2 separate regions of the Homo sapiens genome follow, and region 2 is linked to region 1. The links are chromatin loops, found by intact Hi-C in ENCODE. Cell type or tissue: PC-3. All regions are shown on one strand. Links, peaks and the distances in the headings refer to the core of each region. The heading gives the core; the rest is flanking DNA.

Region 1 (10,687 bases), core at 1,723-9,722:
CACTTCAGATCCTGCATTCATTAAAAAGGGTTACAAACAACTTTACTAAAAACTCTCTCCACAATACCTACAGAACTCCTATAAATTAGTAAGAGAAAGAGACACCTCAATATAAAATCAGACAAATGATTTGAAAGAGACTTCACAACAGAGAATACCCAAATGGATGCACTTGGACATTGGAAAACAATACAAATAAGAACCTTTTGAGAGCCAATTTACCATTGGATTCCAATAACACAACTGTTAGACCTTCAATATTGTTGTCAGGTTCCTGAGGCTCTGCTCATTTTTTCAGTTTTTTGTCTCTGTTCTCCAGATTGAGTAAATTGTATTGCTCTCTTCAACTTCATTGACTCTTCTGCCATCTTCAGTCAGCTGTTGAATCCATCAAATTGAAATACTTTTACATATTTTTTCAGTTCTAAAATTCCTATTTGGTTCTTAAACTTATTTTTTCTACTCTCCTGAGGACTTCTATCTTTCCATTCATAAGAGTGCTTATTTCATAACAGCTGCCTTAAACTTTGTAAGTCCAACATCCGGATCATATTGGTGTTGACATCTGTCTTTTTTCTTGAGAATGTATTACATTTTCCTGGTTCTTTGTATGCCAGGTAATTTTAGATTAAATGCTGCACATTCTGAATATTATAATTTAGACTCTAGGTCTTGTTAAAATATTCTGGAGAATGCTGATTTTTGTTTAACAATAAACCCAGATAGGTTCATACTGAAAGTTTTCTGCCGTCTTCTGTGGCTGTGATTCCCAGTTGCTTTCAAAAAGGGTTATATTATATTGGATCAAGCTTATCATGTACTGCTCAGTAATCTGTGTCTTGGCCAGTGGTTTAAATTGTACTTTAGTTCCTAAAGCCTCTAGTGTGCTGCTTTGGGTCTGTCCTGAGTATGTAAGCTTAGAGCTTGTACTAATTAACACATAGAATAAAGGGATTCCTTCTGCTTTGTTCTCTCTGGTTCCCCCCATCATGCCCTAAGACAGCCCATTCCCCTGTCCTCTGGCCAGAAACAAGGGTTTTGCTTGGAATTTTAGTTCCACCACTATTACTATGCAGTTCCCACAACTCAGGCCACCCTCAGAACAGAGAGAGTAAATAGAGAAAAATGCAGATGACCTCCAGTCTTCAAGACTGCAAAGGCTCTTTTCCCATTTCCTCTGCCCAGAGAGAGTGCTTCCATCAATTTTAACTGTTGGCACCACTTGCTAGCACAGCTTACCTGAGGGCTTACCCAAGACAAGCCATGAGAGAAAACATAAATACCTGGGGATTTCCCCTGACATTCTCTAGCTTCCAGGAACTCCTTTTTCTCATCTTTTGGGTTTTTCCTCAAAGTTTATCTGCCAGAAGGGCCTCTGTGACAGCTCTTCTGGGTGCCCTCCCTTGGCTCAGGGTCAAGAAAGAGGGGAGAAATGAGAAGTTCACCCTTGTATGGGTCTTTTCTCCAGGTCTGACTCCGTCTTCAATCCTGCTGCTACCCCCCACCCCACCCCCACCCCCAGTGTTCTCAGTTGTCTTTTACATTTTGTACAGAATTTTTAGTCAGTGAGAGAGGCTTCAATGGGCTTATGCCATTTTGACTATACTGAAATCCAAAACTGCATTACTCTTAAGAGCTCCAAACTGGAAACACCACAACTGTCCTTGACATTAGAATGGACAAACTGTGATATATTTGTACAATGGCATGTAACAGCAGCAATGAAAATGAACAAATTAAAATTACAATGACATCAGCGACATGGGTGAATCTCACATTATTTCTGTTTAGTGACTAAGAGAAAATCATTTTCAGCTTTCAAAGAAAAAATTACCCTTCAAAGAAGAAAAAATACAAATTGTATGGTTCTACTTAAAGTTCAAAAGTAGGCAAAACTAAATTACAGTCATGTGTCGCTTGACACAGATACATTCTGAGAAATGCCTTGTTAGGTGAGTTCACCCTTGTGGGAACATCAGAGTGTACTTACACAAACCTAGATGACTGCCCACTACACACCCAGGCAATATGATATAGCCCTAGGCTACAAACCTGTACAGCATGTTGCTGCACTAAATATTGTAGGTGAGTGTAGCACAATGGTAAGTATTTGCATATCTAAACACAGAAAAGCTACAGTGAAAATACCGTATAAAAGATAAAAGATGAGATACCTGTAAAGGGCACTTAACATGTACAGAGCTTGCAGAACTGCAAGTTGCTTGAGGTGGGTCGGTGAGTGAATGTCAAGGCCTAGAACATTACTATACTTTTAAACACTGTACTTAGGCTACACTAGATTTATAAATTTTTTTCAATAATTAACCTTAGCTTACTGCAAGGTTTTTACCTTATTACTTACAGTTTTCACTTTTTGACTCTTTCACAATACTTAGCTTAAAATACATTGTACAGCTGCTCAAAATTATTTTCTTTATATCTCATTCTATAAACATTTTTCCTTAAAAAAATTTTTGTTGAAAACTAAGACATGAACACACACATTAGCTTAGGCCTGCACAGAGTCAAAATCATCAATATCACTGTCTTCCACTTCCACATGTGTCCCACTGGAAGGTCTTCAGGGGTAATAAAATGCATGGAGCAGTCATCTCCTATCATAACAATGTTTTCTAGAATATCTCATGAAGGATCTGCCTGATGCTGTTTTACAGTTCACTTAAAAATAAGTAGGAGTGCATTCTAAAATAACAATAAAGTATGGTAAATATGTAAACCAGTTTCAAAGTTGTTTATTATCAAGTATTATGCGCTATACTTCTATGACTAGCAGCGCAGCAGGCTTGTTTATATCAGCATCACCACAAACACGTGAGTAAATGCGTTGGGCTATGTCACTAGGCGATGGAAATATTTCAGTCTCATTATAATTTTACTGGAGTATTGACCTATAGGCAGACCATGTTGACTGAGATGTTATATAATGCACCGATGCTGTACAATGTTAGAAGTCAGAATAGCTGTTGTCTTTTTTCTGAGAGATGGGGTTCTCACTATGTTGCCCAGGATGGTCTCCAACTCCTGGGCTCATGCGATCCTCCCACCTCAGCCTCCCGTAAGTGCTGGAATTACAGGTGTGAGTCACCCCACCCAGTCAGTAACTGTTATCTTTGTAGAAGAGGAAGGAAGCAGATTGTCAGATGACACTAGGAGAGTTTTTGGGGTGCGGTGAACATTCTATTTCTTGTCTACATGGTGATTACACATGTAGTAATTTAGTGATAATTCTTTGAGCTGAACATTTGAGTTGTACAAACTTCTGTACATAATTTATCAATTTTTAAAACATTTGAAAAATCATCTCTTCCTGCTGTTTGCAAATGATAGAACCTTAGCTTAAACTGGCCTATGTACGAAGGGGAACTTTTAATAAGCATACCAAGATGCCTAGTGGAATCCATGGACAGGAGTAATACAGGGCCTCCTGTATTGAGCCAGGAGCTCAAATACTACCAGAAACTTCTCTTCTTACTACAAATGTTTCCTCCAGGTCAGTGACCACTGACATGGTATAATCATTTTATATAATATGCACTGAGACATTTGTGATGTGTACCTACTGTATTGTTTGCTCAAGACCTGGCCTACTTTCTTGGGACAGCATCACCTTCAGGGAAAATGGTCTTTCCCCATTCCATCCATATGGTTTTCACAGTAGAAAACCATAGCTAGTGTTCTACCTCAACGCCAATCCTCTAGTCACAGTCAATTAGTCCAGTAATGTGCACCTGACCTGTCCTGGGAACCCTACTCCTAGAATTTTTGGACTTGGAAATTCTCGGGAGTACAGTGCAGAAATCTGTTTTAATAGCCCTTCCGGTGATCAAGTTTAATAACTCTACTGAAGACTAGCCTATTTGGTTGTGCCTGTTATTTCTTTAAAGGTGGTTTAAAACTGGCATTGTACTCAATCAATACTGTCAATTCATGGTAGATGGGAGGCAGGGGTGGTGGTGGGGGGCATTCAAGTATCAACAAAGGATACGATACGAAGGACTACAATAATATAGTTTGGCAAAGTTTTAGAATATTTATAAACTCTTTCCAGAACTAAATGGCTTTTTTTTGTAGCAGCAGAATCCATCTACATCATGGTAGTCATGAATTCAGACTTCAGAAAAAGTTACTGTCAAGCATATGATTACAATTTTAGAAGGAAAAAGAAACAAAGACATTATCTTCAAATTTAAGTGGCTGACTACCTATTGAATTAGGTACTTTTTCTTCTTTATAATTTATTATATATTTCTCAAATTTCAATATGTATAGAGGCTAGGCGTGGTGGCTCATGTCTGTAATCCCAGCACTTTGGGAGGCTGAGGCGGGAGAATCGCATGAGCCCAGGAGTTCGAGACCATCCTGGGCAAAATAGTGAGACCCCATCTCATAAAAAAAAAAAGAAAGTTTTTCTCTTTAGGAAACTAAAAGTCAATAGTCTATGGTAGTACAACAGCAGGTAAAAAATACAACAGCAGGTACAACAGTGGGTGGATCACATGAAGTCAGGAGTTTGAGACCAGCCTGACAAACATGGTGAAACCCGGTCTCTACTAAAAATACAAAAATTAGCTGGGCATGGTGGCATGTGCCTGTAGTCCCAGCAACTTGGGAGGCTGAGACAGGGAAATTGCTTGAACCTGGGAGGCAGAGGTTGCAGTGAGCCGAGATCATGCCACTGCACTCCACCAGCTTGAGCAACAGAGCAAGACTGTTTAAAAAAAAAAAAAAAGTATAAATTGTAAAAAACCAATTAATGTTATAAACAATACAAACAATACATACGATAGTTTTATCAAGAAATATCTAAAATCAGGAATTAAGATATATGCCAAGCTTTCAATAGCAGTTAATGTATACTTCTGTGCAAAAGCAAACTCATGTCAACATTTTTACATAAGAAACATTTATTTAAAAGAAACATTTTCTCCTTAAAAAAAAAAAGACCTTCTACCCTTCCACTTAACATGTCATAACCATGTTACGGACAGTACTTCAATATTTCCGGATTATGGGATTGCAGACAACTATCATTTTTTACCTTTATACTTTTTAATATTTTTAGTTTATGTTCTACAGCAGAGTTTCTATTACTTTCGAAATCAGAAGAAACAGATTTTTTTATTTCTTTTAAAGAGAAAACATTAAGATGACTTAATGTAGATAATTTGTTTCAAACTAGCATTCAGTTAACATAGTTTTAACCAGTTTGTATTACAGTAAATAAGGCCGATGAGTATAATCGGTTTCATTTTCAGACTGGTAAGCAGAGGGCCATTTAGCCACCCAAGACTTATATTTAGGATCATTCAAAATACATCAGTGGTTGAACCTCCATATGGGTTTTTCTGTTGCACTGAGTATATAACAGGTTTAAACTTATGTATTGATTTATAATACAAGTATAGTGACATTTAATTTTAAATGGCTCTTCAAGTTTTTAGACTGGCTTGAGAGAAAAAAACAGAAGGGTGTCTTTTTTCCCTCTCATCACTATTAATCTAATTGTAACATGTAATATTATTTTAATTGTAATTATTCTAATTGTAACATGTAATTGCAAAGCAAATATCTCCTAAAGGAATATGGAGAACTCATTAAACAGTGTACAATTCTTGATTTTTCCATCCATACAAGAAAAGATGCACGTGATCACCTAAATATTCGCATTTGGTATGAAAATGCATTAATTGTCCCTCTTGGAAACTCATAATAGCTTTTTGCTTGTTTTTTTCTAACTAGATACCATACATAGTTATGATCTAGGCAAATGCTAGCTTTTTATAACTAGGTATCAATTCACAGCAGGTAAAAAAGTTCCAAGAACAAATCAATTTAGAGTAAACTGTAAATTTCCTTCAAGTAAAATCCATATATGAAATAACTCTGACAGAGAAAATATAAGACATAATCCAACCCCATGAAGACTAAATCTGAAAGGGCAATATGATTTGGGTTTCTGTGGTTAAAGAAAAACTCAACTGAGTAATTTATTAAAACCAAGTGTAGGCAACTGAGAGGAAAAAAGGAATCTTACCATATCCAGAGATTAATTAAACACTTAAAGAATATAAATTTAATAATAAACATTATGGTCAGGCTGTTTATTAAGGAGGCAACCACATATACAAGTTCGGCTATAGAAATGTTTGCAAATCAAACGTCATGTGACCTTAAAGGACCATGCTTAACGTCAAAAATGGACACCTGTACATTCAATAAAAAGTTAATTTAAACATACATAGTCTAGATCATTCTAGAGTTATACAAACATCTGGGGCCACATATGTATCTAATTTTCTTTCAAAAAAACTTTTTTTTTTTATAAAAGTGATGTATTGAGATAATTTTAAAAAGTATCTGACAATTATGAATGGTCCCCAGTTTTACAAAATGTGATTTCCAGGATACGAAACTGAAAAAAAGTCAACTCTTCAGAGAGTGTTTTATATTGTACAAACAAGTTTTGTAGAAAAATGATCCAGCAAATGCTTGAGTTAAGAATATTTATATTTTTTCCAATTCTTTACACTTTTATTAACACACTTACAAAAAATAACATTCAAACACTGAGAAAATTAAATAACTTTGGAAGCAGAGCTCATTGTTTTCTGCTTACATATAAGTGACAATTCTGGGCTGTTGGCACAAAATAATCAACATTCATAAAACCCTTACTACTATATATCAAACATAAGTTAAAATCATAGGCACTAGTTTATCAAATCCACATTTCTTCTGTAAGACTAACCACAGTAAATCCTTAGATTTTCCCAAACAGAAAAATTGCAATATACAAAGGCTTTCTAGTAAAAAGGCAATTTTTCTCTTTAAGAAACTAAAAGTCAACAGTCTGTGGTAGTACAACAGCAGGTAAAATAATACTTTACCAAACTCAGATCAAAAATATGTTTTAACAAGTGATGAAATATTTTAATAAAAAAAAATAGACATTTTTTTCTGATGCAGCCATTTAAAAACAAAGTTAAATAACCTGAATACTCCTTTTGAAACTGATTATCTAACTTAAAAAATGTAATATGTTTCATAATAGGTAAAATTCCTTTTAATTATTAGATTGCAGCATATATATTTTTTGAAATGTTGCACTGAAAACTGAGACTTGTTCTGTTTTGTACGTGGTTTTTAAAAGAGACAGTAGCTACTTCTTTCTTTTACTTACTTAGACATGAGATACCCCCCTCCCAAAAGAAGATGCTTTATCTTCCTCTGAAAAGCAACATTTTTTAGTTCATTATCATGTAGAATTCTGGCGCCATCCTTTCCTGACCCACCCCATCACCCTCAAATTCAAGGATAAAGTTTCTTCCTTGCATTATACACCAAATACATAGTACTGGCAGTTTAAATCTCCAGCTGCTTGTGCTAAATGAATGACTCTCCACTGGTCAAGCTGACAGACTACCATGGTGTCAGTCATGACAGAATGGAGGTCCTGGTTTTAAGTTTTTATCATCAACCTATCAACCTTAATGCTGTCCAGAATATCAAGCCTTCTATTTCTCTCTCCCAATTTCTTTTGCCAACTTACGGAATGTCTTTGATTAACAGGAAATGAACTTATGTTCAAATCTCTAAAAGCTTTTAGATGACCTAAGTGACAATATCTTAGAGCTGTTCAAATTAAGTATTTAAAAACAGACCTCATAATAAAAAATGAGAGGCCTGCTACAGAAGCAAGTTTTACTCTGGTAAAAGTCTGATAAAATTGAAATAGCCGATTTCAAGGATATATTAAGAGCCATTAGAGAGCAAGTATCAGGTTAGAGTCATACGTAGTAGGGTTTTTTTTTTACCAAAAATGCAAAAATTGATGTAAGGCAGAATCTAAGTCAAAAGGAAAAGAATTTTCAATAGATGTTTTATACAGTTACTCAGTTTAAAGTGGATCAACTTAAGTAGGATTTAGCAGGCTATATTTTCCTACCACATAATAGACCGTTATGCCATGTAATAGCAACAATACAACTGTCATCACCAGAGATTTTGTAGGTTAAGTGCATAGATTTTTTTCCCCCTCTCTCTCATGGTATGGTTTTGTTCCAGGTTGCAAGCACCGAGGTGGTGTTGTATCAAGAATAAAGACACACACTACTTGTTCTTTCCTATCATGAAAACCTGCTAATAGAAACAAGATCTCTTAGTTCTGTAAAGATAACAGCATGTGAAGAAGTTGGCTTCAATAGCAAAGGCCATCTTTCCTGAGCCAGGAACTATAAAGTTCAGAAAGATTGTACAACTGATATTAAGCCCTTTTGGCAATCAAAACAAACACACACAAGTTTGATGTGTCAATGCAACATGATGGATACATGCTGTAACACTATCTGGTGGTGGTGACATGTGAGCTACATCCAAAACTTAAGATTAAATGACAATTTTTCTTTTCTAATGAATCTGCAAAAATCATTTCTGAAATTCTGCTAAATTTAGGAATGTTTTAATCTCTAGCCCAGGTTTCTTTCCTCCCACCCCCTAATCTCAATCTGTAGTTTCCTGGTGTACTAGTGAAACACTTTAGATAATTAGTCAGAATATTAGTTCTCATTAACACAAATATTTATTGATACTATTTATACAGTAAATTAGGTTGAATGTGAAGTTTTGGATAGCCTGAATTCACCATTTTCTTGTGCACAAATGGGCATTTTTCTCATTTACAAATGGGCATTTCTCTTTGGCATCCATTAGGTATTTGCCCAGATATTGGCCTCTGTCAAATATTTTTTAAAAATCAACCTAGTTTCTATTAAACAAAACTAAAAGTGATTCTATGGAGAGTGATTGTATGATTACCAAACACATCTGATGTTAAATGTCATTAAAGTGCTGTTTGATGATCTCTGTCGGTTTGTGCTAATTAAGACAGAGAGGGCTGGGATTTTATAAATCCCAAGAGTCTTATCTGAACAGTCTGCATATAAAAGTTGTTTTTTAGCCTGGTGAAGGGTATCCATGAAGCCGTGGACTTCTGCATTCTTGTCTTTGCTGGTCAGTAACAGCCATCTTTCCAACTGTCATCTTTCATGCTACCATAGGTTTTAGGAGCTGGCAAGGATCTGTAATAAAGCAATTTTGTAATTAAAATTTGATAAATGTCTTTATGAAATAGTACCATACTATCTCACACATATATTAATTACTCTTCAGGTGGCATCACGATCCCATGAAGGCCGTACCAAGTCCTAAGCTCTAAACAGGTACTAGTACAACCTCCCCACACTCTGCATTTTCACAACTTCCAAGTTTTACTGGGCACCAGATGACTTCCCATTTTGTTAACATAGCTACTAGATAAAAGAAAGGAAAAGATGGTCTCACCTTTTCCAAGCACACAGATAACCAACCTTATCATTTACTTATTATTTTGAGAGGCAGAATGATGAATGTGATATTAGAAGCTCAGTGTCAGCATCACTAGAAAGGCAGTATGGGACAGTGATTAAAAGAGCTCCAAAGTCAGACATACTTGGAACTCATAGTTTTATTAGCTATGTGGCCTTAGGCAAATTACTTAATTCCATTAAATTTCAATATCCTCTTTTGAAAAATAGAAATAAGAATACCTACTCATTTAATATTATTATGAAGATTAAACAAAGCAAGCATTTACTTATTTAGCACAGTGATAAATATTTCCAGTTTAATTATATTTGACACCAAAGTTTACTGATGGTGGTAATCCCATTCTTGAAAGGTTACAGATGCATCATTCCCAACCTGTCTGATTCAGAATCATCTGAAGATTACGCAAACAAACAACAAACAAACAAAAAAACCAGCAACTGTAATCCCAGCATTCTGGGAGGCTGAGGCAAGCAGATCACTTGAACTCAGGAGCTCCAGACAAGCCTGGGCAACATGGTAAAACCCCATCTCTACAAAAATTAGCCAGGCATGGTGGTGTGCGCCTGTAGTCCCAGCTACAGGGGGTGCTGAGGTGACAGGATTGCTTGAGCCTGGGAGGTCAAGGCTGCAGTGAGCCAAGATTGCACCACCGCACTCCAGCCTGGGAGACAAAGCAAGACCCCATCTCAAAACAAAAACAAAACAAAAACAAAAACAAAACAAAAAACAACAACAAAATACCTAGCACACCCACAGATTCTGGGCCTCATAACAGATCTACTAAGTTAGACTCTCTGAAGGTAAAACTTACACCCTACATTTATATAAATCTCACAGATAATTCTGAATTATAGAATAAGGGTTTGAAAACCATGCTTATAGATTATACTCAGACTTGGTAGCTAGAAGTTTTATCTTAAATATCACTCTATATTCTAATATACCTTTATCATCTTTATTGAATATAATTATATTCGAAATGAATGAATATCACAATCAAATTGAGAGGCTCTAACAATTTTTTTTCTAGGGGTCCTCTGAGATGCTTAATCACGTTAGGCAACTGGACAAATTTAATCTGAACCAAACTGGTAAAAGTCCCAAATGAGGATTTCTTAAAAACAATGTAGTAAAGTTTTATTCAAATGGTACTAAAACTCTGGTGGGAATCCACCATGACTTTCTGTTTACTATCAAACATACGGATGAAGCTAATTCATTCCAGTCTATCCACTTTCAGGCACTCAAGAATGCTGAAACAGAACATCTGCCACTTACCTGCGAACAGGCTGTGCAAGTT
Region 2 (10,687 bases), core at 1,333-9,332, 59 kb before region 1:
TTGTTCCAGGTGCCTGCGCATCCCCCCCACCCCCGCTCCCTCACCGGGAAGCCGAGGCCAGGCCGGGTGCCTCTGGCTAAGTGAGCGAAAGTGCCAAGGTTTGGGAACTGTTCTGGGTCTATTACCCGTTAACTCAGATGATAAGTTTATTCTCAGAGCTGCTCTAAGAGGCTACCCACTGAGCCCCCTCGGCGAGTGCATGGAGAACCACCCAGGGATCTTCATCTAGGCGAATTGTTTTCTCCCCTGGAGCGTGTCCCTTCCCCCAGTCCCAGTGGTGACCGGGAGGTACCGTTTTGTTCTGCTCCAGAGCGGTTCTGAAAAATTTCCCAACCAAATCATTCCTACAAAAGATAAATTGATTTGGGGTGTGTTTACATAAATGCAGAAGACCAGTCGAAAAGAACATGGCTTGTCCACTAGAAAAATGTTGATTATTCATTAATAAGTAGATACCAGATCAAGTAATCAAATACATTAATGTAACTTTTCTCTGATACTGGTTTGACAAATACTATATTTCCTTATTTAACTGACCTGTTTTGGAATTCTTCTGAATACAGGTCAAAATTCAACATTGTGAGGAATTTTAAGTAGAGCAAGCACACTTTTTTTTTTACAACAATTACATTAAACTCAATTATGCTTTACAAAGATAGCTTGTTTTTCCTCATAGTGCGCCAAAATTCTACATTTCCAAGACCCTGTTTTCTAATAGATTCTGTATTTGCAACAGTCATAGAAATTGGTGATGGTAAAAACTAAAAACCACATTTAATTCAGGCTTCACGTTAGCCATTCCAGGTGCAAATTATATTACAGCATTGATTTGTAATTTGTGACAACGTTTGGTTAATACACCAGTGAACCTTAAAAAGATCAGAATTGTTACATGTATGATGTGAACCAGTGTTATCTTTTATGTTAACCATGTGCACTACCACAGGCTATAAATATGAAGCAATATTTCAGCAAGATAGAAGCTCCTGTGTATCTCCACATTTAGAGAGAAGTCTGAGCGGTTTCCATCATTATTATATTTTCTGCTTTCACTGTGCCATAGGAAGTGTCTGCCATTTCCTCTTCTTTTAGTTTTTTATAAGAAATATCTGTATCTTCATCTTCATCTAGAGGATCTCGCTTGTGCAACATTTCACTTCCATACATTTTATAGATTAAAACAAAAATCCCCGCTTCTGCAGACTGGAAAAGTGCATACAGCAAAGGAAACATGTACATGCTTCCTATGAATTGCGGTGGAAAGGCCAGTTTTAGAATGGCTGTACAGAGCTGCACATTCTGACTACCTGTTTCCAGACATACAGTCCTCTTGCAGTTGGGTGGAAGATGGAAGAGAGTAGCTAAACCATAACCTGAAGCGTAGCCTGCCAAAGGCATAAAAATTGCTATCACATAAACAGCTGCAGGGATACTTGCCAGCAGTTCAGGTCCTAACATAGTGCCGGTCATTATGAAAAGGACCACCAGAGTCACTAGCAGAGACCACAGGGAAACCTAGTAATAGAAAATTACAATGAGATGGTTGAAGATGAACTCAGGCGAGAGAATCCTAAGCTCACGGAAGAAAACACCCATCTAGTATGCTCTCCAACACAAAATGGAGACCTTTGACAGAATATTTCTGAAGATGGGCAGGCCACCTCTTCAGGAAGCATCCAGAGCCACATTGGGCAGCTCTGATTGTTTGGAGGCCTGTCCTTATGTCCAGGGACAATTTGCCTTCTATAACCTCTAGCCATTGAGTTGGATATAGGCTCTCAGGAGCGACAGAGACCAGCTCTTCAAAAACAAAAAACAAACAAAAAAACCCAGCTTTTCTGGCCAGGCGCGGTGGCTCACACCTGTAATCCCAGCACTTTGGGAGGCTAAGGTGGGTGGATCATGAGGTCAGGAGTTGAAGACCAGGCTGGCCAAGATGGTGAAACACTGTCTCTACTAAAAATACAAAAATTAGCCAGGTGTGATGGTGAATGCCTGTAATCCCAGCTACTCGGGATGCTGAGGCAGAGAATTGCTTGAACCTGGGAGGTGGAGGTTGCAGTGAGCAGAGATCGCGCCACTGCACTCCAGCCTGGGTGACAGAGCAACACTCCATTTCACCAAAAAAAAAAAAAAAAAAAAAAAAAAAAAAAGCTCTTCAAAAAAAAATAGCCTTCAAAAGCTTTTTTCCTGAAAAACAGCTCTTCAAAAGCTTAAAAACTGGTTATCAGGGGAAGGCTACTCTTCTTCAGGCAGATCATCCCCAAACTTAAACCTCCATCACATAACTTTGTTTTGGTATCCTGACTGTTCTGAGAATGTGTTTCATATGTGAATGTGCCTCTTAAAAACAGGGCATTTAGAACTGAACCTAATACCCCAGGTATGGTCTGATCATCAGAGCAGACAAGTGGATGTTTACTTTCCCTGAACTGAACCCCGTGTTTTCCATAAGAAATTAGTTCTCATTTTACATGAGTTAAAACTTGTGAAACTTGATTAAAATGTCTGAAGCTCAGTGTGTGATCTTTTTAACCCTCAAAATATACTGCAGAGGATTGCTTGCAATATTGAAACAATTACCTACTCTTAGATTATGTAAGAGAGAAAAATGTAAATAAATATGTGAAGAATTCTTTGCAATTTGGCAACTTTCCCCTTTTTTATTTGTTCATGAGAAACCTCCCATCTATAAGTCTGTAATGATGCTTACGTATTATTACAATAGATGGATTTCGGATACAGTACAACTGACTTCTGTATAAAACGTGTCATCTTGATGTTCTGACTGGTACATTTCACTCATTCAAATAAAACAGTCTGTATGAATTGTAAGGCGGAAATCTAAAAATTCCTCTCCTCGTTCTCCTTCATATTGGTAGTTAACTTATTTTTTTTTAATGAGGAGTGGGCAGGGAAAGGAAACTAGAGCCAGAGAGAACAGCTTAAATGTTGCTTCTGGTTCCCTGGATAGCTGGGATATCCCTTTTGCAGTCTTCGGGAATGGCGTAACTCTACACTCTTAAAAAATTATTTAAAATTTATCTGAGCTGGTCACAAATTCTACCCTAGAGGATGCTGCAATAATTATTATATAAGGTACAGATACTACAGATGCATAATTGGCAGAAACCAGGCTATTACATGTAAAAGCATACCATTTCAAAGTATGTCACATTGAAAGCGCTGACAAACAGTCTGATTTCTTCATTTTGAAATATTGGCTCCAAAGTCCCTTAGAACTATTTTAAATCATTTGGGCAAGCATTGACATTGAATGCTCATTTTGAAGTGTTTGCAAAGGTGTAACAATTATATAAACCGTTTCTTAATAGTGTGTTAATTAAAGAATAGGGCTAGGTTAACCTTAAATTCAAAGGTAGCTAATCTTATGTCTATTATATTTAAATATTAAATATATTAATTTATTAATATATTTATTTTAAATATATTTCTTGTTTTGGGTGTGTAAATAGGTCATTTGATTGACTTTCTCTTAGACTTCCTAAGGTTTTATAGTAAATGCCATCACATTAATAGCATTAGCTTAATGATTAAGATTAACAAGTTCTTAATGCATCTCAAGAGTATCTATGAGTATATATTACAGGTATTAATATATGCATATTTACATGTACACATACATTTTTACATTCACATATACATGTGTATTATGGAGCAGGATTTCTTTTACTCAAGCCTGGATATATGCACAGAAAAGAACTCTCTACTTTTCATATTAATAAAAGCTGACTCTATATAATCAAATTACTTTAGAAAATAAGTAAAACAAAAGATTATGTCTTCTTGAATCTACATAATTGAAACATTAGGGTGGCTCTTTTTCTCTTCATTTGTCTAAAGGAATTTGCCTGTGCATTTTGCAGTAATAGTTACGTATTTTATTTGATTAATTACCTGAAGTCAGCATCCTGGTCATGGTTTATTCTTTTTTGCTACTGTTTTTGAATTTTCAAAGACAGCTTAATTTTGCAAAGATTTTTTTTCCTCCAGTCAACTACTAGAATCTACTAAACTATTAAAATCTCTACTGCTACAGAAAGCATTCATTTTTTAAAAAATCAAAGCCTTAGGAGAAATATTGCACAAATTATAGAAATCCCCTATCTTTTCACTAGCTTTATAAGCCATATAAAATATTGCAATGGAGAAAGAAAAAGAAACACATTTAGTAAGGTCAACATAACCTCCATTATTTATCCAGGACCCAATTTTATTTTGTGCTTTAAAGCCAATATTTTGTGTGTTCTATTACTACAATGTAACTTTTCCATTACTTTTTGTCCTATTAGTATCAACTTACTTTTAAAAATTTAATAAAATGTTAAAGGAACCTACTACAGAGTTTCTCAGAATTAGAGTTCCATTTTTGAAAAGATAGCCATGCATTTCTAAAATACTGCACCAATTCTATTAAAGTAATTTTATTTAATCTGCTTTTATGTTTAATTATATACAATTAGTGGAAAATATGTTGCCATTTAATTACACTGTCATCTTCCCCACCCTGCTATGATCTGTTTCCTTCCAATGAGTACTGATAGTTCTCTTATGCTGGTTTTGATTAAGCTGTGTCTTAATTAAAGCTGTCATTCTAGGAATCCCAAAAGTGGAAGTTATCTTTGTAGCATAAACTTTTTAAAAAAAATTTTATCCATGCAACTACTTCCAAGTCCTTTTCTTCCTTTCCGCCTTCTCCAAACTTCCTAACATTTCTGCTGTGGGTCAGAGATCAAGGGCTCTCCAAGCTAGTATGGAAAGGGAAGAGGGGGCCTTACCTTCACAATGTAGTCAGCCACCCGGCTGTATTTGTAGCGAATGAAGACGCCCAACCCGATAGGTATGAGAGTGCTGCAGAGAGTCAGGGTCACGGTCCCTAGGGGTAGTAACTGCACGATAGGGGTGTTGATCCAAGCCCAGCTGTAGATCCACAGGCACAGGGGCATCAAGACGAGGGCCAGAAGCGTGGAGGAGATGGTCATGATGATGCTGCAGAAAAGGGAATGTGCAGAAATCAGAACGAGCTTTGAGTCAAACAGCCAGCTAACCTTTTTCTTGTATGTTGAGTAGAGGTGGAACGGGGAGACTGCAAGTCCCGGGGTTGAAGTCTGGGCAGAACCTACATCCGAGGAGAGTGCCAAGAGAGCAGCACGTCTAACACCGATGGAATTATGAACCCAAGGCAGGGAGGAAAAACAAGCCCCCTGTCTCGGTACTGCTGCCCTCGACATTATAAAGTCTATTGAGCCTGGATGATTCTGAGGGGAAGGAACGTTCTTCCTTGCAAGCCCCCTGCAAGGTAAGCCATGGTAAAGCTGCTGACTGCTACTTGTTGGTCGGACTCAACAATCCTGCACTCTATGTGAGATTACTTTCTCTGACGGGCCAGTAGCCCTATTTTACTTTTACGTTGCCGGCGAGTTCTAGTTCAGACTCCCCCTTCTCTTTGTCTTCCACTGGACAACGACCTGCGCTGCCACCCCGACGCTCGGGGAGGACGGCGAGGGACCCTGCTGAAGGGCCGCGCTGCGCATGGAATCCCAGCCTTGGAGCAGCTCCCTCGCCGTCTAGCTTGCTCCCCTAGCAGCACAACCTGCAGGTCGGCCTTGACTTCTAAAGCCGGGGCGTCATCAACTTCCTCTCCTTTTCTCCTCCTTCCTCCACGCCTAATTCCAACCCCTCCACTGCCTCTGTCCTTCGTCGTGAGCCCACGGCCGTAAACGCGCGTCTGGGATGAGACAGATGCCCAAGGAATAGACAGATCCGTACCTGAGGTTCATGTCGCCGTCAACCAGCAGGGACATAAGATTGGAGAGATTGCCGCCGGGACAGCAGCCACACAGGAGCACCGCCACGGCGGCCACCTCGTCCAGCTTGAAGGCGAGGGCCAGCAGGAAGGCCAGCAGCGGCAGGAGGCCGAACTGGCAGAGCGCTGCCAGCAGCGCGCCCACGGGCCGACGGACGTGCGCCCCGAAGTGGTTCACGTCCACCGTGCAGCCCAGGCCCAGCATGGTGATGCACAGGGCGGCGCCCACGAACACGTTCAGCCCGTGGTTCAGCGGCGTGTCCCAGAACGGGAGCGCGTGGGGCGCCCAGGGCCGAGGGAACGGGGAAGGGCCGTGGCTCGCCGCGCCGCCCGCGAGGCCGCTGGTCGTGGGCTCCGGGGTCGGAGTGGGGCCGGGGCTGAAGCCGAAGCTCGGACCCGGCCCGAGGCTGAGCCCAGGGCCGGGGCCGGCGCTGGAGGCAGGGGCGAGGGCGAGGTCCGTGCCGGGGCCCAGGCTGCTGGCATTGGGCGCCAGGGTGTAGTTGTCCCGCAGCAGAGGGGCGAAGAGCAGGGTCACGTTGTCGTTGCCGTCCATGGCGCGGCCGGAGCTGCGGATTCCGGTCCCCTCCCGCCGCGTGCCTCTCGCCGTCCCGCGGTCGCCGCAGTCGCCGCCCGTCGTTCTGCCCGTCGGTCTCCGAGCCCCGGCTGCGCGCCGCTGACGTGCTCGGCGGCGTCGGGGGCGGCGGGCCGGTCTCCGCTCCCAGGTCTGCAGCCGCCCGCAGCCTGGCACTCCGCGCAGCGCGGCCCCCCGGGTGAACCCAATCGCTGCGCCGGCTCCGCGCCGCGGCCCCGCGCCCCGCAGGCCCCGCCCCGCCCTGCCGCCCGGTCCCCTCCTGTGAATCGCCAGTAAGTGGTTCTGTTATCGAGTGTAGCCAGGGGCGGAACAAAGACCTGACAAAGGACCAGAGCAGGAAAAAACCGTTCCTGGCTGCCGATCAAGTTCTCTGATGGGCTCTGCCTCTTTATAATGAAATCTGGAGACCCAGACACACAAAGTGGAGGGGGCGGGTGGATAACCTCATCGATGCACGCTCATGGCAGAAACTGTTCCTATAGCCTGCAGCCCTAAGAGGGGTGCTTGACTTAATATGAGCGATTCTCTAGTAAGCAGGACACGATATCTGGCTTGAATTTGCAAACAATTTTTTGCATGATTTTCAGTCTTAAAGTAGAATGTAATAATAATATAGCGGGTTTTGTGCAAGTGCGTGTGCATTATTTCATTCGATTCTTACAGCAAAGCCGTGAGATAGATACCATTTTTACAAGCTCGATTTTTACAAACGAGGAAACTGAGGAACGAGGAATTCTCAGTCTTATCAACCGAACCCACAAGTACCTGGCTGAATCTGCACGGCGATGTGTCCCTAAAGAGGGCAGAGAAGAGCTTGGCTAATAACAATTTCCATGAAAAATGTGTGTTTAAGAAGTTATTGGCAGGTGGAGAGAGGATATTTCAGTGGCCACAGATTTACGAAGCTTTATGAGTAAGGCCCTGGCATTAGGATTAAAGGACTGAAAAGAAATAAAGTGCTGAGATTCCCTGCTTGAGACAGGTTTATCCCAAAACAATTCAAAAGCAGAGCTCTTAGGAATGGAGATGCAACAACTTTTAAGTCAGTCACTAGATGGCATGTAGAAAGGAAAATAATTTCGCTGCTTACCAACCAGGTGGGGCCTGTTAAGGAGGCATCTAGCTCCCTGGGGGTGACCATAAAGTGATAGTCAGTTGAGTTGTAAAAACCAACAGGAATTTCTAGAATGAAATCAAGGCTCAGTCTTAGCCCAGGGTTGCTTTCACAAGGAGCCAAGATATAGTGAATTCTTCTATCTGGGAACTTTTCCCTAACTCCTGTCCTGGCACAGAGTGACTTCTATTACCCAAGGGTGGGCTGAGCCTTTCCTCCTCCCCAAATCTCATGAAGATGATGGAGACTATGAAAAGTAAGACTTTGCAAATGCAAAGCATATTGCACTCTTCATCACAAATAATTTATTTTTTCTCTTTTGGACTGTAAATTCCACGAGGGCAGAGCTTTTGCAAGAATCTAGGAGGATAATGTACCCTTACACTTTTCCAAAACACTAAACCCAGAAAAAAAAACTTCAGTGAGCTAAACTTTAAAGGAAGTGGGTTGTGACCAAAAATATTTTAAGTTGACATGTCACCTTATGTAGGTAAAAAGAAAGATATTCAGATATACAATGATCCATGCTACCCAACCGTTACATTAGTAGACCCAGGGAAGATGTGTGGAGAAACAGACAAGATAAGGAGGGAAGGCACTGCTGAGCCTTCACAGTCTTGAAACCACAGAATGAGATAAGCCAAGAACACAAATGGCAAGGGATCCAGCTGAAGCCAACTGTGCAGGCACCACTCCTATTTGCCTCAGAAACCCTCATCATGTTAATGATATTAAAATTCACAATCACATTAAATAAGCAGTAATTAGAGGCAGACCAACTCAACTCATCCAACTACCTCCTCTCAGGGTTTAGGGAGGGACTTGGGCGGCAACTTGTGCAATGGGCGAAGACTGAAAACAGAAAGGGGCCTGGCATCATGGCTTTTGTCTGCAATCCCAGCAATTTGGGAGGCTGAGACAGGTGGATCACTTGAAGACAGGAATTCGAGACCAGCCTGGCCAACATGGTGAAACCCCATCTGGACTAAAAAGACAAAAATTAGTTGGGTATGGTGGTGTGTGCCTGTAGTACCAGCTACACAGGAGACTGAGGCAGGAGAATTGCTTGAACCTGGGAGGTGGAGTTTGCAGAGAGCCAAGATCGTGACACTGCACTCTAGCCTGGATGACAGACTGAGACTCCATCTGAAAAAATAAAAAAGAAGGGGATGATGGGCTGCGATTGTAAATCATGGGGCATGTTGCACCTGCAATCTTGGGGGATTCTTGGGACCTACACACCTGATGTCACTCCTGCTGATGGGGTGATTGTCATTGTAAAGAAAACAGGTGCTCTGGCCTCCCCTTCTTTCTCATCTTCCTCACTATGTATGAGAAAACCCCAGGATTAGGTTTAAGCCCATTCTCCAGGTGTGATGACACTGGTGTGGTGACACTGGTGAAGTGAAGTATTCTTTTCCCAAGGGGGAAACAATATGTAAAAGGGAGAGATAACATAGTACTTAGAAAATATGGCCAGGCATGGGGCTCACGCCTATGGGAGGCCAAGGTGGGCAAATCTCTTGAGCCCAGGAACTTGACACCACCCTGGACAACATGGTGAAACCCTGTCTCTACAAAAACTACAAAAATTGGCCAGACATGGTGGCGCATGCCTGTGGTGGCATATGCCTGTGGTACCAGCTATTTGGGAGGCTGAGGTGGGAGGATCGCTTGAGCGCAGGAGGGCAAGGCTGCAGTGAGCCATGACCATGCCACTGTACTCAGGCATGGGTGACAGCAAACCGTGTCAAAAAAAAAAATTAAGGAAGGAAGGAAGATGAAATTAAGCTAGCTATTTGGGGAAAAATAAATTTAGAGCTTTGTGGCACAGTGTATACCAAAGCTAATTCCAAGTAGATTAAAGGGTTAACTATTATAATAATAATAATGCAACAAAATACTAGAGAAAAAGATTGGCAAGTGTTTATCTCATCTTTGGATATGGAAAATTTTTCTAAGCAAAAAAGTAACAGAAGAAATCATAATGGGGAGCTCAGTAGATATGGATACATAAAAACTTTCAACTTTGTTATAGTAAAAACATCATTTAAGAAATTAAGAGAAAATTTATGATTAATTTATAAGTTTTATTGTGTTATTTTATAGGAAAAGAGGCAAATGACATGAATAGACACAAGATCACAAAAGAGATGCAAGCAGCCAACATGTTTATGAAAATAGTCACATTCACTAGTATCCAGAGCAATTAAATTGAAGCAATTAGATGCCATTTTTCAGTACTGGAAAAGATTCAGATATATGCTATTATGTTACAGTGGCAAGGATACAATCAATTTGGATATATCCTACCATAGAAACAATCATGGAAAGAGAGCACCTACTTCCAGGAGTTCTCATAAAAGTCCTGGGGTTAACTTGGGATTAATAAGGGAGAACTATTGTACACTAATGTTTGTTTTGGCCACTTTTCTTGAAAGGAAGCTAGGAGGCTTTTTAAGAGTAGAAGCATTTAAATTTAAAAATTAAATAGAAAATAGGCAAGAGAAGTGTACCCATCCTTCAACCAATCATTGTGGCCATAGGATGGAATGCTTTCACTCAAGCAAGGGAGTGGTCTCATCCCCACTCAAGACACATCAACTCAAATTTGGGGAAGGGATTCCTCAGAGGAATAGTGGGTGCTGTTAACAGAAAGAGGAAAAATGGATGTTGAGTAGGCAGAAAAGCAATAAGCATACACAGAAGTTGTATTCAGTACCTCAGCACCCTCAAAGGTGTTTGAGGGCTTCTTCCATTGCATTTCCAGAAGTAAGTACTGCTACCTTAAGAATCTTTGTCAATATGCTGTTTTAAAAGTTTCATATTTTGTGCTTATTTAACTACTAGTGAAATAGAACTTTTTCAGTTTAATAATAAAAATACTTTATTATAAATTATGTATTTTGCCTATTTACAGAAATCATCTGACTTGCAGACAATTTAAGTACAACGTATAAGACTGGTAGAAGAAAAATTAGAAACAACCTAAGTATCCAACAATATGCAACTGGTTGAGTAAATTGTTTTTTATTTACATAATAGAATAAATACTATGCAACTATTTTAAATTTTCATGTTATATTTTTATGTGAAAAAAGCAAGTTATGTACCGTTTTATGTTGATTTCTTTCTTTTGTATTTTGTTAGAAAA

What was found. A loop is a pair of places that touch in the nucleus more often than their neighbours do. Peaks named below come from ENCODE experiments on the same cell type or tissue, not always from the same donor. Only the 100,000 strongest peaks of a DNase experiment are listed, where the experiment ranks them.
Region 2: a loop joins it to region 1, with 5 times the contacts of the local background. A loop is called at or near these places in 1 of 110 quality-filtered maps.

The regions. Positions count from the first base shown.
Region 1 is chr4:48,420,422-48,431,108 of GRCh38, reverse strand. It overlaps SLAIN2 (SLAIN motif family member 2), which reads right to left. Exons shown (of 8, transcript NM_020846.2): 7 at 10,666-10,687; 8 at 4,908-9,098. The coding sequence ends at 9,032. Among named protein-coding and RNA genes, the nearest start is that of SLC10A4, 58 kb to the left of the region's middle. In PC-3, for the core only: no CTCF peak of the experiment used is centred there; no DNase peak of the experiment used is centred there.
Region 2 is chr4:48,479,255-48,489,941 of GRCh38, reverse strand. It overlaps SLC10A4 (solute carrier family 10 member 4), which reads right to left and starts at 6,599. Exons shown (of 3, transcript NM_152679.4): 1 at 5,791-6,599; 2 at 4,800-5,010; 3 at 416-1,515. The coding sequence starts at 6,380. The coding sequence ends at 1,003. RefSeq lists an enhancer at 19-556, silencers at 6,420-6,549, 6,630-6,679 and a cis regulatory region at 7,934-8,329. In PC-3, for the core only: no CTCF peak of the experiment used is centred there; no DNase peak of the experiment used is centred there; H3K4me3 peaks cover 438 bases.